Linked DNA regions of Homo sapiens: region 2 is linked to region 1. A link is a loop called in an ENCODE intact Hi-C map of the cell type or tissue named here. Cell type or tissue: psoas muscle. All regions are shown on one strand.

What was found. Hi-C counts contacts between places; a loop is a spot of excess contacts. Peaks named below come from ENCODE experiments on the same cell type or tissue, not always from the same donor. Only the 100,000 strongest peaks of a DNase experiment are listed, where the experiment ranks them.
Region 2: a loop joins it to region 1, with 3 times the contacts of the local background. A loop is called at or near these places in 5 of 110 quality-filtered maps.

Annotation. Positions count from the first base shown.
Region 1 is chr3:189,620,919-189,623,418 of GRCh38, forward strand. It overlaps a transcript of TP63 not described here. Among named protein-coding and RNA genes, the nearest start is that of TP63, 9.2 kb to the right of the region's middle. In psoas muscle, no CTCF peak of the experiment used is centred here; a DNase peak (open chromatin) is centred at 1,233; H3K4me3 peaks cover 656 bases; H3K27ac peaks cover 2,371 bases.
Region 2 is chr3:189,259,814-189,262,313 of GRCh38, forward strand. All of the region lies in intron 4 of TPRG1 (tumor protein p63 regulated 1), which reads left to right. Among named protein-coding and RNA genes, the nearest start is that of TPRG1-AS2, 20 kb to the left of the region's middle. In psoas muscle, no CTCF peak of the experiment used is centred here; a DNase peak (open chromatin) is centred at 1,188; H3K27ac peaks cover 2,500 bases.

The DNA.
Region 1 (2,500 bases):
CATTCTCTTAGCTTTCATTCATCTTGGCATAATATTTTTCACTCATCTATTACGCACACCTTTGAAAGAAAATGGCTTTCACCTGTATAGTTTTTATAGGGTAGAACCATCTAAGACACTTTCTTTCATGTACATTTATCCCATGACTAAAGCTTCTCCAGGAAAGTATTTGTAATGGTTATTTCTTGTAGGTTAATACAAAAATGATGCCCATTGACTGTGCAAAATTTGAAAACTACAGAAAAGTATAAAGAAGAAAATATTCTTTTCACTCCATAATTCAGAAATAATTACAATTAGGAGCTTATGAATTTTCTTTCTTTTCCTTTGCCTTTGTGATATGGAAAATCTACATTTTCCATACCATGGAAATACACTGCATAGATTGCTTTGCTTCTTCTATTAGATGATTTATTTTTGGTTTTAAAAATAATTTTTTACCTTGATTATGTAGAAGACATTAGTAAGAAAAGAAGAAAATTAGAGAATAAACTTGACCAATAAATATTCTCTGTATATACATACATATATATACACACATACACACATGCATACTTATATACATATTTATTATACATGTTACACTATAGTATATTTTATATATAGAGAGAAATATACACATATGAATATAAGTAAATATGTACATTATGTGCAATATATACATATACACATATACACATAAATGTGCATATATGCATACATATCTATATAAATATTATCACTCTATATTTATTCTCTCTCTTCTCATATTTCCCTCTCTATGTATACTCAGGGTCTTGATCTGGAAAAGAAGGATTTTTTTTTACTTTGAAAATATTTGTTGCAATTATTATAACAATACTAATGGTAATTCAGTTCCATGGGGAAAATTATTTATACTATTCAGAAGTAGAATATAAGAGATAACTGAAGAAGAATTCAGATGGATTAAATAAATCAGTAGCAGAGCAACAGAATAATGTACTAACTAACCAAAGACAGTGAAGGTTAGTTGTGTTTTCAGACTGAGGCTATTCCTGCAAGGTAGCACTTTAAATTTACCTCGTAGAAACTTGACACAGAGATGTTGCTGTAAACAAGACCTACTCAGGGGTCACCCCGTGGGGATTCCCCTGTAAAGATGCCCTGAGAATCATGTCCATCCCACAGAAGCATTTGATCAGTGCATCCACCCCCACATGCTTAAACGGTGCGCACGCCCCAGATTTCAAAATAAGCAGAGTTAACATTCTTGACTCCTGGCCCAAATGTGGATGCCCGCCATGAGCTCATGCCTTCCTTTGTGGGCTGGCATTCGCAGGGCTTATGTTATCCTGCTAACTGGACCAGGAAAGAGACACTGAGGGACATGTGCTGGAAACCATGCATACGTAGGACTCTGAGATTTTTGACTGCGCACAAATGTATTATGAATCTTTTTGAGAGTCAAAAGCAAAAATGTGGTCATAAATGTCAGGGAAATGGGTTAATTTGAGATCAGATCCTGGCTCTACCACTATCTGGCTGAATGATTAATGCAGAGTCACCAACTATCTCTTCCTGTGTGAAATGCAGTTAACCTAACTTGGCTATTTCCTAGGGTTTTTAGTAGTTATCTAAATAGGTAATGGACATAAAATATTTAGTAAGTGGCAAGCTGTATAAAAATTCTGGTTTTGAAGATGCAATATAAAGAGGAGAGATCTTTGTTTTATTTATCTTTATTTTCCTAAATCCCGTCTCAACACCAGGCATACCATAGGCATTTAATTAATGTTATTTCATTGAGTGGATGAATTGGGTTTGGGAGTTAGAGCTGGGTCCATTACAGGCCACAGCGGCTGATGGTTATTTCATCGTGTGATTGTAAGTTTGTTTCTTAAGCCGTCTGAGTCTTAGCTTCCTCACACATGAAATGGAGGTAATGACACCACTTGTTCTAGCCATCTACTTCGCATGACAGTTGAGATGTTGCAATGAGATACTGTCTGTGAAAGTGTTCTGTACGATAAACCACGATACAAAGCCTTGTTATTTTTAAGTCATTCTGATTTCTAAGATTTTTTTTCTAAGTAAATGATCTCTAAATTTCTTTTTAACTTTCAGTATGGCTAATTTTCAAAAAGAGAAATTGATAAATGTCTCTCTAGCCCCTCTTTTGTGAGCTGTGTTCCCTAGGTAAACACTATATTTCAAGAAGCTACACCCCCAAAAGAAATCATTTTGCCATAGGCTTTGAAATATACACATTGGGCTTTTGTTTCCTTGTCTCAATTGCATCTCCTTGCCTTCCAGAAATTGTGGCTTTTATGACTTCCTGATGATCAGTACCAAATCAACAAGGCACAAATTTGTGAATCTATGTCTGAAAGAGAGGTTCAGCAACAGCTGTCTTATGGGCTCAAACTAACCAAGGGAAGGTAAATAAGAATGCTTCATTTTATTATCTCCCACCTACACACATGCTTCATGAATACTGTAAACATATTCTTATTGCATCAGTCTTCATCAGGTTACCAGA
Region 2 (2,500 bases), 360 kb before region 1:
AATTCTGAGTGGTTGAGTGACTTGTATGCAATCGTGGAAACAGATGATGGTAGCATCTGAAACATGAAATTCTCTGATTTCACCTCCTCCTCTGCCTTTGTCATGTGCCTAATTCTTACTTGTTCTCAAATGCATTGTAATTTTTGATGGTCACTAAGCCCCATTTCTTTCCCCATATTCTCATCTGAACTCTAATGAGGAGATAGAATATAGACAGTTTAAGGCTTAAAGACCTTGTTCTGAAGTCGGGCTGACAGGGAGTCAATCCAGATTTCCCTCTGGGTGACCTGGAGCAAGTTACTTAACAATCCATGCGTCGGTCTTCCCATTTGTAAACTGGAGGGAGGAGGGGAGGGTTGGATAATAGTATCTCTCTTATTGGTCTGTGTTGAGGGTTCCATGAGATAATATGGGTAAAATGCTTAGAAGAACATTTGGTATATAGTAAGCATTTGAATTACGCAAGCATCTTTAATAGTTTTGGTAGAAAGACCTTGGTTTAGGATTCAGGGACCTGGGTCCTGATACATTTTCCTGATATAAGTCCCCTCCCCTTGCTGAATCTCCTCTTGCTAAATTTCTAAAATCTCTAATTTTTCTTTGTATTGAATCCTATACCCTTGTAGTACTATATTAGTGTAGCAATTTTCCAAAAGCCATTCATCTTAGAGGGCTAAATGATTTTACCTTATCAATTCCTCCTGTGAAAAAATATCTCTAAAGAGGTTTTCTGCTGGAAAATATTGTTGCTGTCACATTGATATGCCAACAAAAGCTAAGCAGGGAGGTCAGGCCAAGAAATATCTCCCTGCAAGAGAAGGCATCGCACATGTATCTCTCCATGCTATTTAAATTTGCATTCTGCAACATAGAAGGGATAGGCCATGCTGCAGAAGCCAGGTCCAGGAAACTGCTTTCTTTGGCCTTTACACATCCTTTTGGAGAGATGCTGGTGAAAGCAGCAACTACCATCTGCCTCCTGTTGACTTAGTGTCAGCAGGTGGAGGGAGGAAGGAGGGCATCGCAGACATCATTCTATTATCTCAACCTTGCTTTCTCGGATCCAAAGGCCAAGAAGTTGCTGCTCCATGCCCTCAGAGCTCTAATTTGGCACCTCTTCCTGAAATGAGAGCTTGAAAGGGCTTCTGCTCTGGGTGAAACCGGCTCGTGGCCCGGGCCAATTCTGCTGGCTTCGCGTCTGTCAGTGTGTCCTAATCACTGTTATAAGTGTGGTTCTGCGGAACATCTTGTAAAATATTTTCCTATTGCTCCAGCAACATCTCCTGTCTAGACAATCTAATTATGAACACAGAGCAAATAGCTGAAGTGTATGCCGCCCCCAAGGGTTGCATAACTCCAGGAATGGGGCTAGGAAGACAGGGGAGGGAGGTGTGTGTGATGTTCATTACTTTTTTGTTGACCTGACCAGAAAATTGAGTGCTCCAAAAGAATCTGGCTAACTTTTAATTAAGAAGAAATGATCTGGTGGAAGCTGGCATTTTGTTGTTTTTCCAAAGTCAGTGGAGGATTAAAGGTACTGATGTGTTTCCCTCTAATCACGTCTTTTTCTTGGCTTCAGAGGTGGTTTGTGGTCTTTGCTTAAAAAAAAAAAAAGAAAAAAGCCATTGACTTAATAATCTGCCCTCCCAGCAGCATTTTGCAAACAGAAGGCAGCTCTTTTAACTGTATGTTCTTTCTAAGCAGTAATTTGATTACATTCAGAAAGTCCTTCCTAGGCTTGGCCATGTGGCAGCCATTGTGTACGACAGAGTGGCAAGACATAGCCTCTGCCACCAAGATGTTCACAGTCTCAATGCGATGCAAACGTATGCACACACATGCTTTAGCCCAAAGCAGGCTTTGGTTAGGGCTCCAGCAGAAAACCAACAGTGTCATGGGCACAGGAGAGGGAGAAAGAATTGCTACTGGGAGATATGGGAAGGTCTTAGGAAGAAGGTAGAATCTGAGGAGTTTATTACGGGATGAGCCAAACTTGGACAGAGAAATAGAGAAAGCAGGACAAGGGCAAGCATAAGCTAATGCCCAACTAGTGTGCTCATGTGAAGTCTCCCAGTTGTCTGGGCCCCAACTGTTGGGAAAATATGGTGAAAGTTTCTAAATGGTTTTGAATGATGGTATGAGGAGTTTGGGTTTCAGTCATATTAGGATATGAGATTATTGAAGGTTTTTGGGGAGGAGCCTGAAATGATTGACATTTTGCCTCAAAAAGATAAGAATGGTGACAATATAAGAGATAGTTTGGAGAAAAGAGAAGCTGGACAAAAGGGCCAGCTAAGGGAGAAATTCTGTCATAGTAGAGTTGGGAAATTCTAAGGATTTGAACTGGGCCAGTGGTTGGGAAAAAGAGAGCATGGGTCTGAGAAGACTTGGTATAAGTATAAGTATAAGTATAAGTATAAGTATAAGTATAAGTATAAGTATAAGACTTGGTAGAAGTATATGAAGTATACGTCTTTGAAATGACTGGATTGGGTTTTTT